Regions from separate parts of the Homo sapiens genome. Here regions 1 and 2 are each linked to region 3. Evidence: chromatin contacts called from ENCODE Hi-C or POLR2A ChIA-PET data. All regions are on one chromosome and are shown on one strand. The core of a region is the stretch at or near the end of the contact, and the rest is flanking DNA. Distances in the headings are between cores, read along the strand shown.

The links. A loop is a pair of places that touch in the nucleus more often than their neighbours do. ChIA-PET counts read pairs that join two places held with the same protein, here RNA polymerase II (POLR2A). Pooled maps may share reads with other maps.
Region 1: a map of ascending aorta shows a loop between it and region 3 (3-fold over the local background). The contact joins the enhancer-like site here to the promoter of PTPN9 in region 3. A Hi-C loop is called at or near these places in 5 of 168 maps with a recorded cell type or tissue (Caco-2, IMR-90, ascending aorta and 2 more), 4 of 37 single-sample maps with no recorded cell type and 14 of 50 pooled maps. POLR2A ChIA-PET finds 5 or more read pairs at or near these places in 2 of 52 experiments (AG04450 and K562).
Region 2: a pooled map shows a loop between it and region 3 (2.7-fold over the local background). The contact joins the enhancer-like site here to the promoter of PTPN9 in region 3. A Hi-C loop is called at or near these places in 1 of 168 maps with a recorded cell type or tissue (IMR-90) and 2 of 50 pooled maps. POLR2A ChIA-PET finds 5 or more read pairs at or near these places in 8 of 52 experiments (AG04449, AG04450, BJ and 5 more).

The regions. Positions count from the first base shown.
Region 1 is chr15:75,681,143-75,685,184 of GRCh38, forward strand. It overlaps CSPG4 (chondroitin sulfate proteoglycan 4), which reads right to left. Exons shown (of 10, transcript NM_001897.5): 5 at 3,594-3,770; 6 at 1,701-1,899; 7 at 1,465-1,599; 8 at 1,151-1,317. Among named protein-coding and RNA genes, the nearest start is that of CSPG4, 30 kb to the right of the region's middle. RefSeq lists an enhancer at 1,315-2,159. Within about 2 kb of position 2,793, at least 2 of the 41 ENCODE cell types and tissues checked have a DNase peak (open chromatin) inside an H3K27ac peak, as active enhancers do; they include ascending aorta, where a contact is called at or near this core.
Region 2 is chr15:75,664,969-75,669,026 of GRCh38, forward strand. No RefSeq gene overlaps it. Among named protein-coding and RNA genes, the nearest start is that of SNX33, 19 kb to the left of the region's middle. Within about 2 kb of position 1,388, at least 22 of the 41 ENCODE cell types and tissues checked have a DNase peak (open chromatin) inside an H3K27ac peak, as active enhancers do; they include IMR-90 and PC-9, where a contact is called at or near this core.
Region 3 is chr15:75,577,807-75,581,721 of GRCh38, forward strand. PTPN9 (protein tyrosine phosphatase non-receptor type 9) reads right to left here and starts at 1,509. Exons shown (of 13, transcript NM_002833.4): 1 at 908-1,509. The coding sequence starts at 970. RefSeq lists silencers at 717-1,116, 1,377-1,866 and an enhancer at 1,076-1,674.

The DNA of each region.
Region 1 (4,042 bases), core at 1,543-4,042, 100 kb after region 3:
TAGCAGGAGTGGGGAGCCAGGGAAATACAGAACCTGGGACTGGGAGGTGTTGATGTGAGAAGCCCAAGAAACTTCATTCCACCTGTCAAAGCCACCTCCTTCCAGATGCCCAAATCTGAGCCACTTGCTGGGCAGGGACTTTGCCTTTGCACTTGCTGAATACCATCTGCACCTCTCAGGAGGGAGAGTGCCAGGCTCAGGAGTCCCTGCCGAGCTAGGAAAGGGGGCTGGGGTGGGCTCTGCCATTTTTTGAAGGCTGGCAGGGGGACCCCTCAGGAGGTACTTGGGGCAGTACCATATGCTGTGGCTCCTGAGTGAGAGTCAGCTCTGCGCCCCACAAGACCACTCCCTACCCAGAATTCACTGTCATCATGTGCTGGGTCCAGATGCCCATGCAGCCTCCTGGCGGGAGCATCACATGTGCCGCCTGCCTGGGATGGCCCATGGAAGAGTCTGCCCCGCTCTGCCCTGCTATGGAACAACTCCTGTTCTGTCTTCAGCGAGTGGTGTTCATTTAAGTGATGACTGGGCTGGCCCCCATGGCACAGTTATCACAGAGAGTCTGCTGCTACCCATGGCTGAGAGCTCTAATTCTTCCTGGTGGTCTCTGAAGCCACCAGGACGGATGAACAGCAGCTTCACCCTCTTGGCTGACTCAGCTGCCTTTCATCAGCTCATCTGCCCCTAGGATCCACTCTGCCTCTGGCTGGCACTTGACCTGAGCCCCAGGCTCACACCTCTGCCCACAGGCCCAGCCGCTGCTTCACGTCCAACTCCATCCCCCACCAAGCACTGCCCCTCATCAGCTACTGGGGTACCACTAGTGCCCCCACATGGTGCCCCCTCTCCAGACCCTCGGGTCCGGCTGTAGCTTCCTTCTGGAAGCTATACCCCAAGACCCCAGCCCTGCTCTAGGGCCCTGTATCCCCGACTTTCTGCATCCTTCTCCCTCCTTCTGGGAACATGAACTTGCCCTGCCAGCCTGGCGGCTCCTGGAGGACAGGACACTAGCGCCTGGACAATGGCAGGCCCGGGAACGTCTGCTGCCAGTGATGCTGGAGCTGGCATCCATGTCCACATGATGTCCATGGCACAGCGGCCACCTGAGGCTGGGGGCATCTGAGTGGTGGCTGCAAAGTTGGGCCCTTACCTCTGCCTGAGTGAAGTTCACCAGGGCCTCCCCTGTGCTGTCCTGCTGGGCGTGGAACAGCCGGCCTAGCTGGGGGCCCCGCACCACACGGTAGAGCAGGAGCTGGGGGTCAGTGCCTGCGCTGGAGCTGGCCCTGAGGGTCTGACTGCTGAGTGGCTGGACGGACCCTGCCAGAGGCAAAAGGGGATATCAGATTTTGACTGGGAGCCAGGTCCAGGCCTGTGTTTGCAAAGAGGCAGCGTGACCCTGGCATGCCACCCTCAGCTCCGCCCCAGCTCCTGGCACCCAGGAATGCCCATGATCAGCACACCCACCTGGGCAGACAGTCAGTGTCTGGCTGCCCTTCAGCGAGAGGAGCACTTGCTTCTGGGCCGTCACTCGGAAGAAGTGTCCGGGGGAAGTGTGCTCGCCGTCAGAGAGGCGGAAGCGGAAGCCTCCATCCAGGGTTCCTGGGGACAGGGGCATTGGGTCCAGCTGGCCCGAGCCGGCTCCCCATCTCAGGGCACCCCCGTGGGCAGCAGGAACCCGAGGCCCGGCCCTCAGCACCCACCTCTGTGTGAGAACAGCACGAGCCCGCCGTCCAGCTGGGCCTGCGTGAAGCTGCGCACCTCAGTGCCCGGCGCCCCCCGCAGCACTACCCGCCCGTTGCTGGGCTGCTCGATGGTGTAGACCAGATCCTCAGACCCAGAGTCGCCGTCCGTGCTCCTCAGAGCCTCCGCAGGGATGGGCGCAGTGGCCCCCTCCCACATCTGGGAACACAGGCCTGTGAAGGTTCTGCCTTGCCGCACTCACCCACCCCTTCCTCCCCGGCCCTGGGCTGCCACCAGGGCTCCAGTCCTGCTGCGGCTCAGCCCCTCGGGTGGCATCGAGGCTGGCGCCACTCTGGCTCCCCTGCACAAAGGGCCTCCCGCATTCACCTTCCCTGTCACCCCAGGGAAGGCCCCAGGGAAGGTCACCCTCCAGGCCCAGCCTCCCTGCTCTCCATCTGCCCTAGTCCTGTGTGTCCCTCAAGGCCAGCTTATGTCCCCTACCCAGGAAGGCCCCAGCTCTTACCCTCACCAAGTTCTCACTCCCAGAAACCCCCAGCGCTGACCAACAGTGCTCCCTAATCTGTCTCACTGGTGGGACAGGGGTCTCCTTTCAGAGCCTCCGTGTGTGCCTGGCCGGGGCCGGGCACAGGTGGGAATGGTGATTTTAGAAATGGGCCCTCCTTCCAGCTGAGGGAGGGGTGCGTGGCGCAGAGAGTGGGGGGCTGATGGTTGGCACTGTTCTGCAGCACAGAATCAGCGTGGGATGGGCCCAGGTGCTTCCAGAGCAGTTAGGGGCCCTCCTTATGTTGGGCAAAGGGGACCCCTTTTTCAGGCCTCCCACTTGCAAGCAGAGCAGGTGCCTGTTCCTGAGGTCCTGGTACCAGTCTTGCTGGGTCAATTACTTGCGGGCAGAGCTGCAGTGGGACTCACATGCCCGGAAAACAGAGCCTTCTGGCATTCCTGGGCTTCCTCCCCCGGCCCCAGGGAGCCCTCAGGCCCAGCCCTGGCAGGAGGGGCCATAATGTTGCGGGGCAGGACCCCAGCACTAGGCTTCTGGAGCAAACACAGGTAGATGGCACCACCTGGTGGCTGTGCTGCCACACAGCCGTCCTGGCCTGTGGTTCCAGAGCACTGTGTCCCACTCTTTGGCGGCTTCCGCACCACCAGGCCACCCGCTACGGGCACATCCTAGACCACCAAGGCCCCGCCCCCACCCCCGCCCCAGGCACCCCATGCCAGAGACAGCCCAAGTCAGCCCTTTATGGAAACTTCAGTGGCTCCTGCTGACCGGGGAGGATGCACCCCAGAAGCTGGGGTTCAAAGCCCTGCCATGTGGGCTTTGTAAAGCCATGCCCTTTCTGTTCCACCAGAACTACTTTTGCAACCATGGAGAAGTTCCATCCCACGTCTGGGCCTCAACTTCCACCTGCAGAGTGGGGCCCTTACCTCTGCCTGAGCGAAGTTCACCAGGGCCTTCCCTGCACTGTCCTGCTGGGCGTGGAACAGCCTTGTGCAGGAGTTTGGGGAGCCAAGCCATGGCCTTCACTTGCTGGGTGAAGGTGGGAAACTTAACAGCTTCCGCCCTGATGCCTGCCCTTAAGGGCTTGTAAGTGATTCTGTCAGATGTTCTGGTCCTTAGCCACAGAAGAAGGAACAGCAGAGCCACCCGTGGCCGCTCAGAAGTCTGCCTACCATACTTGCAAACATCCAATAAAAAAACTTCCCACCTGTGTTCTATTTCAGCACAATCTCACTTCTCTCCTTCCAACAACCCCGTGAGGCATGTGGCAGCGTCCCCATTTTGCAGAGGAGGAAACTGAGGATCAGAGCTGGGGGAGCTCTGAGCCGCGAAGTAGGGGACGCTGGCCTCTTTCTCGAAGCAGACATGGGGGTGTTCCCAGGGATGCTCTCACCTGCAGGCCTGTGTTTGTAGTGAGGATGGGGGGTTGGTCATTGACAGGCAGGACAGTGACAGTGAAGGCCACAGGATGGCTCTGGCGATCCATCTCGGAGGCATTAGCCATCAGGACAAAACTGTCTGTCAGTGTCTCGCTCCCGTCATGCACGTAGCGGATCAGCTGCTCTTCCACCTAGGGGCAGGCCCAGGGCTGGCAGTCAGGCCCCAGCAGCACCCTTCATGCCCTGCCTTTGGGTGCAGGAGGAGACTGACTCTTTTAGGGCTTCATTTTCCATTGGTAGAAAATGGGGACCATAAGTTCTGGCTCCGAGGAGTTGTGAGGAAGAAAAGATATATGGTATTTAAAGCATAGGTGCTTCTGAAATGTGACTCCCCGTCTCCTCTCTGTGTATAACCCCCAGACTGGGAGTCCCCAGGGCTCCCTCCACTCTGCCCCCAGAGCTG
Region 2 (4,058 bases), core at 138-2,637, 87 kb after region 3:
CCACTAGGCTTACCTGGACTATTGCAGCAGCCTCCAAGCTGCCCTTCTGCTGCCTCTCCTGCTCCTTAATGGTCTAACAGGGGCCAGAGTGATCTTTTACAAAAACATGTGAATGTATATATATATATTTATACATATACACACACGTGCATATACACATATATAAAAATATGTATTTTTTTTTAGAGACAGGGTCTTGCTATATTGTCCAGTCTGGTCTCAAACTCCTGGCCTCAAGTGATTCTCCTGCCTCAGGTTCCTGCATAGCTGGGATTATAGGCATAAGCCACTGTGCACAGCTCAGAGTGAACTTTTAAAACCATATTCTTTTTTTTTTTTTAAAGACGATGTCTCACTGTGTTGCCCAGGCTGGAGTGCAATGGTTTGATCTTGGCTCACTGCAACCTCCGCCTCCTGGGTTCAAGCGATTCTTCTGCCTCAGCCTCCCGAGTAGCTGGGATTACAGGCATTCACCACCTTGCCTGGCTAATTTTTTTTTGTATTTTTAGTAGAGATGGGGTTTCACCATGTTGGCCAGGCTAGTTTTGAACTCCTGACCTCAAGTAATTCACCCGCCTCGGCCTCCCAAAGTGCTGGGATTACAGGTGTGAGTACCACACCCAGCCTTAAAACCATATTCTAAATCAAATCATGTCTCTCCCCTGCTTTCAACCTCAGGGCTTCCTGCCATACTTAGGAAAGTTTCCAAACTCCTAGCACAACCCACAAGGCTCCTTCCTGGTCTTGCGTCAGACCCCTCTGCACTTCGGTCATGGAACTCCAGACTCATTGGTCGGCTGGTTTCCTCTTCTGCGTTTGCTCAGACCTCAGGGCCTTTGCATTTGCTCTCTTCTCTGTCTTGCATGTTCTTCCTCCCAGATAAACATGTGGTTCTCACCTCAATTAATTCAGATCTCTACATAAATGTCACCTCCTTGGAGAAGGCTTCCCTGACCCTGAAATCTAATGAAACTTCCTCGTCCCTCTGTTTCCTTACCCTGCCTTATTTTTTCTTCATTTTACTTATTACCAGCTGCCAATTATAAATGTGTATGTATTTAGCTCTTATTTATTTATTTTTGTCACCCAGGCTGGAGTGCATTGGCGTGATCTCGGCTCACTGCAACCTCTGCCTCCTGGGCTCAAGCGATTCTCCTGCCTCAGTCTCCCAAGCAAATACAGGCCTGGCACGGAGGCTCATACCCACCACTTTGGGAGGCTGAAGTGGGCGGATCACCTGAGGTCAGGAGTTTGAGACCAGTCTAGCCAACATTACAAAACCCCATCTCTACTAAAAATACAAAAATTAGCTGAGCGTGGTGGTGCATACCTGTAATCCCACTTACTCAAGAGGCTGAGGCAGGAGAATCGCTTGAGCCTGGGAGGCGGAAGTTACAGTGAGCCAAGATTGCACAACTTCACTCCAGCCTGGGCAAAGGAGTGGGACTATGTCTCAGAAAAAAAGAAAAGTTTCAAACATACACAAAAGTAGAGAAACGAATATAACAGAACCCCACATGCCCACCTCTTGGCTCCAACAATTCTCAACACTGGGTCCCTATTTTACTCCCCCACACCCTTTGCCTTCCGGTGGACTCCAGCATCACACAGTCTCATGTGTGGATACTTCAGTTCAAAGGTTATATTTTAAATGTAGCTGTTTCTGGTCTGTCTCCCTCAGTAGAAAGCAGCTTTCTGGGGAGTTGGTGTCTGTCTGTCTTGCTCACTGCTGTATCTCCAGCTCCGGCACAGTGCCTGGCTCCCAGTAGGTGACTGAGGAGGTCTGCATGGCTGTGTCTGCAGGTCTCTGGGGAGGGCATGTGTGTAGGTGCTGGTTTGCACATGTCCACCACCGTGTCAGCGAGTGTCTGCACATGCCTTTATGCGCAGCTGCATGTGGCAGTCCTGTGGATACGTGTGCATGTGTACGTTGCCACAGCAGCTGATGGCTAAATGCGTGCCTACTCCCTGATGTCATTTCCCACACCCCTGGGGACCCAATGACTCGTTCTGGGAAGTATTTCCCTCTTTCTCAGCAAGGGATGGGGTGTGAAGGGGTGGAAGAGGGGTGTGCACCAGTCTGCTCAGCCCTCTGGAGGACCCAGAGAGCCCCTTCTTGACCTTCCTTACTAGCAGGGCGCCGTGCTGTCCCCACCAGTAGAGCAGGCAGCCTCTTTCTTCCCTGGCATTGAAACCCAGCCAGTTGGGCCGGCATCAGCTGGGTGGGGTGTGGAGTGTGTGTGTATGAGGCGTGGTGGTGGCCCATCCTGGCCAGCTCCAAAGGCTCCTAGGGTGACTGCTGTGTAATTGGGCAACTGAGGCCATTTAAGCTGGGGACAATTGGGTGTAGACATCTGGTCCAGTGCCCCAGCAGTGCCCCCTCTCCCCCCTGCAAGTTCTGCATCTTAAAGGGCTGGCCCTGGAAGGCGGGCAGTGGCGTAAGACCTCGCTCTCAGCCCAGCACCGGGTTCATTCCAGGGGCTCCTTGCTGTCGGGCCAGGAGCTCCACAGTGGCTTCTCAGCCTGCTCTCCAGGGCCCCTTCTTACCCTGGAGGCCAGGGTCCGCGTCCTCTGGCTCTGCATTGTCCTTCCCACCTCCCACCCTGCCTTAGGCTCAGCTCTCCTCCTTCTTCAGGGCCCAGCCCAGACAGCCCCTGTGTTCCAGGAGGGGCCTGCCCCTTCCACCTGGGCAGTCAGGTTCTTTGGGGCTCCTCCCTCTTGGATCCCTGAGGCCAAGACCTCCCCACCATGTAGGCCAGATGGTCCCCACTCACTCCACCCCCAACCTCAGGGAGAGCCTTCCGAATCAGTGAGGTGGGTGTGCAGCAAGGAAGGGCAGAGTGGCACTGCCAGCTGCTCCTACCCAGAACTGGATCCCTTGCTGCACACCTCACTTCACTCCCTGCCACAGCCCAGTGAAGAATGGCCCTGCGTCTCTCTTTGCCAGATGGGGAACACATGCATTCGGCCATCCAAAAGAAGGACTGAGCATTTGTTCGGCACCTACTATGTGTCGGGCACTGAGATAGCTGCCATAAATTATGATAATAACAATAACATCAGCTTCTACCATTTGTCAAGCACCTACAACATGCCAGACCCATATGCTGGGCCATTCAATAGGAGGAACCATCATAACACCAATAATAAGAATGGTCGGCCTGGCATGGTGGCTTTTGCCTGTGATCCCAGCACTTTGGAAAGCAGATGCGGGCATATCACTTGAGGTCAGGAGTTCGAGACCAGCCTGGCCAACATGGTGAAACCGTGCCTCTACTAAAAATACAAAAATTAGCCGGGCATGGTGGTATGCGCCTGTAGTCCCAGCTACTCGGGAGGCTGAGGCAGGAGAATCGCTTGAACCTGGGAAGCGGAGGTTGCAGTGAGCCGAGATCACGCCACTGCACTCCAGCCTGGGCGGCAGAGCGAGACTCCGTATTTTAAAAAAAAAAGCCGGTCACGGTGTCTCACGCCTGTAATCCCAGCCCTTTGGGAGGCCGAGGTGGGTGGATCACGAGGTCAGGAGATCGAGACCATCCTGGCTAACACGGCGAAAACCCGTCTCTACCAAAAAACAGAAAAAAAAATTAGCCAGGCGTGGTGGCGGACGCCTGAAGTCCCAGCTACTCGGGAGGCTGAGGCAGGAGAACGGCGTGAATCTCGGAGGCGGAGCTTGCAGCGAGCCGAGATCGTGCCACTGCACATCTGCCTGGGCGACAGAGTGAGACTCTGTCTCAAAACAAAACAAAACGAACAAAAAAAAAACAAAAAAACGAACAACAACAAAAAAAAGGCCAACATTTATTGAGCATTTACTGTGTGTGAGGGGCTGTTCTAAGAGCTTTGCCTTAACACTGACCCTTTGGAAAGAAACCTTGGTCAGTTATACTGTTTTGGTAGATCTTCATTCAGAGAGAGGGCAGAAGCTGGGCTGGGGCCCTCTGGCCAGACACATAGCATGAATGCTGGAAGGGACAGGAGGAGGGCTTCTAGGCAGAAAGCAGGCACTGAGCTCCCAGGCCTGGCTCAATACTCTCTCGAACCAGTGGTCCCTTCTT
Region 3 (3,915 bases), core at 259-2,758:
TATAATCGAGCATAGCTATGGCGGGGTATGGGCAGTGCCAAGGAAGAGACAGCGAAAAGCCCGTAGGGTTCCCAGTCTAAGCTAGCAGACCTTCCCATCTTCCTCAGGAGTGGTCCCTGTCTCCGCAGCTGGAATGTGCGGGAGGGAAAGTTACAAGGGCCCCCAAAATGAGACAGCAAACCACTTCCTTCTGAAAACTAAAGGTCATAGGCTTTTAAGGAACAATAGAGCTCAATGTAAGCTTCAGAAAGATGGAGACAGTCAGATGAGACGAGGGTAGGGAAGCGCGGGTGAGGAGATGCGCCCCGTCTGGGATAGCTGAATAGGGGGGTCAAGGCCAGGGACTTTAGGAACACGAGAAGGGCTGGATCTTCCATAACCTGCCCAAGTGGGCCTGAGAAACCTAAGAGGCTCCTCTGAAAATCTAGGGCATCTATGCATCCAATACTCTCAGCCCTCTCCTCGGGAAGGGAGATAATCCCCACAGGAAGCACCCCCCAAACTGGGGCTTTTCCTGCCCTTCAAAAGCCACAAACCCTCACGGAAAACATTTACAAGGGAGTGGAAGGGCCGGGGGCAAGCAGCGGTTCTGCAAATCTCGGGAAGAAGGCCCCTGGATCCAAGGAACTTTGCCCCTGGAATAGGGGGTGGGGTGCGGAGGGCACCGTCTGAGGCTGGTAAGCCTCGGCGAAAGAAGCGGCGGGAACGGGAGTAGGGTCCCGTGGGTCCCCCGACGAGGGGGTGGCGGCCTGGGGCGCGGTCGCCGGTGAGGGAGGCCCGCGAGCCGGGCACGGGAGCGGGGGGCTGCGGCCCCGTGGCTGCAAAGAGCCGGCACTCGGGAGGCAGAGGCCGGCGTAGGCCTCGGGGGCCCGGACACACCCAACGCGGCGGCCTCGGGCCCGCTTACCTGCTCCTCCTCCGGGGTCAGCTCCGGCGCCATGTCGGGCCGGGGCGCGGTCGCGGGCTCCATCCCCCCGCCACCGCCGCCGGGCGGACAAAACTCGCTCGCGAGCGCGGGAGCCCGGCGCGCTCGGCCTCCGCTTCCGCGTCCCCGCGCCTCAGCAGCCCGGGGCCGGCTCGCGCATAGTGTGGCCGGCAGGGCCCGGCGCCTGCAGCGGCCGCAAACGCCGCTTCTGCTTCCTTAAGAAAAATCTCTCCGAACTGCCGCTCTCTTCCGGGAGGAAATCCTTTTTTATATTATTCGCTCCGTTCCTCACACTCCCCCTTATCTCCTGGGGAAGAAAAAGTGCAGGCGAAGAGCTAACAGCCACTCGGGATTTAAAAGGAAATAGGAAATCAGGAACTTTTAGAGCCGGGAGCGAAGGGTCGGCGGAAATTTCCCGAAGGCCGCCGACCCCCTCGGCGCCCCGCTTCCTCGGCCGCGCTCCCGCTCCTCCACAGCGCCACAGAGCTCGGGGCCGCCCAGCCGGGCCGTCCTCGCGGACGCTGGCCCTGCGACCTGCGCGGCTGCCTCAGCCAGGCTCCTCGCGGGCGGCCGCAGCGAAAGGGAGGGAGTGGAGAGGGAGCGAGGGAAACGCGCCCCCCTCCTGACTCACGGCCAACGCTGCGGCCGCCCCGCGGCCGCCCGAGCCCCCCGCGGCTCCATTGAGAAACTGAGCGTCTCATTCACAAGCTGGCGGCGAGGAGGGCCCGGCGGAGCGAGGACGCAGTCCGGGAGGGGGAGACAGAGAGGAGCCCGGGCGGGGGAGGGGACCGGGAGGGGGAGGGGACCCGGGCGGGGAGGGGACCCTAGCTGGACGGAAGGCAACTCGACTGCGGGAGGGAGAAAAAGGAAGAAAAGAGTATTTCGTGAGGCTCAGATCCTCGGAGGAGGAGGAGAATACGTTCGTTTGCAAATTATCTGCTGACTGGCACCTCTCCTGGGGTTAACTTGCCGCTGCCACCTACGCGTGAGAAACCCACAATCCTCAACTATTTGTCGCTTGCAGCCTGAAAGACCCTGGAAAGGTTGCCTGCCAGGCCAGGATGCTTAGGTGGAAGGAATCGCACCTGCCTCCCTCTCTCTCCCTCCTTACTGGCTGCACCCTGTAATTCATCTCCAGTGTCGCTAATTTTAATCCCCCATAGAAACGACATCAGACTCCGAACATCATTCAGGAATGACGCGGCCTTTGCAGACCTTTGATTTTCACTAGGGCAAGTGCAGCAAAGGGTTCAGGATTAGGGGTACAGTCTTGGAGTCATTTGGGGAGGAATGGGGCATAGAGAAGGCAAGGCTGGGTCTGGTACGTTGTTGCATTATTCCAAGCCAAAGATAAATATTCCAAAGGGACCCAAAGTCCACAACTAGTTCCAAGGCTGAAGCCCTGGAGCCAGTCCTGAGGGACCCAAAGGAGGGGCCTTCAGACAACAGGAAGGTGCTGTGAGTTGTGATGCTCCTATGATTTTTTTTTTATTTTTTTTTTTGAGACGGAGTCTCTGTGTCGCCCAGGCTGGAGTGCAGTGGCGCGATCTCGGCTCACTGCAACCTCCACCTCCCGGGGTCAAGCGATTCTCCTGCCTCAGCCTCCTGGGTAGCTGGGATTACAGGTGCGAGCCACCACGCCCGGCTAATTTTTGTATTTTTAGTAGAGACGGGGTTTCACCATGTTGGTCAGGCTGGTCTCGAACTCCTGACCTTGTGATCCGCCCGCCTCGGTCTTCCAAAGTGCTGGGATTACAGGCAGGCGTGAGCCACCGCGCGCCTGGCTTTTTTGTTTTTCTTTTTTTGAGACGGAGTCTCACTCTGTCACCCAGGCTGGAGTGCAGTGGCGCGATCTCGGCTCACTGCAAGCTCCCCCTCCCAGGTTCACGCCATTCTCCTGCCTCAGGCTCCCAAGTAGCTGGGACTACAGGCACCCGCCACCGCGCCCGGCTAATTTTTATTTTTATTTTTTTTATTTTTTTGTATTTTTAGTAGAGACGGGCTTTCACCATGTTAGCCAGGATGGTCTCAATCTCCTGACCTCGTGATCCGCCCACCTCGGCCTCCCAAAGTTGTTGTTGTTGTTGTTGTTGTTTTAACACAGGGTCTCACTTTGTTGCCCAGGCTGGAGTGCAGTGGCGTGATCACAGCTCACTGCAGCTTCAAAGTCCTGGGCTCAAGCAATCCTCCCGCCTCAGCCTCCTGAGTAGGTGGGACTACAGGTGCACACCACTGCACCTGGCTAATTTTTTTTTTTTTTTTTTTGGTAGAGATAGGGGTCTTACTATGTTGCCCAGGCTGGTCTCAAACTCCTGGTAAACTGCCTTTGCAAAATTATAACTGATGATTTTATGACAGTGAAAGAAATCAGACCTAACTGACTCTATCTTGTTTCTAACCCTTAAGCTGTCCTTGTTCATTCCTGGGCATAGGCCGAACTAACTTTGGGAAGGAATTCAGTTCATGGTTTGACTCTGAAACAAAATTGATAATAGCCCTTTCCCGAAAAGACCCCCTTCTTCCCTGGGGTCCAGTCTGCCTTTGCAGGACTAACAGATTAAGCTACAAGATTAGAAATTACAATTTAGGGGTCATGCAGCCATGGGCTCCAAGAGTCTAAACCTCCCCAAACTGCTCCTGGGGATAACATCACTATTGTAAAACCTAAGATCAGTGCTTGAGATATTTTGCAGACCCTGCACCCAGTGCATCAGCTGATACCATCCAGACTGGTAATCTGGCCCAAATAGGTCTGCCATCCCAACCAGGAACAGAAGACAGCAAGAAAAACTCATTTCAACTCCCTATGATCCAATCTCAAACCTGACCAATCAGCACTCTCCACTTCCTAAGCCCCTACCCACCAAATTATCTTTAAAAACTCTGATCCCTTAATGCTCCAGGGAGACTGATTTCAGTAATAATAAAGCTCCAGGCCGGGCATGGTGACTCACGCCTGTAATCCCAGCACTTTGGGAGGCTGAGGCAGG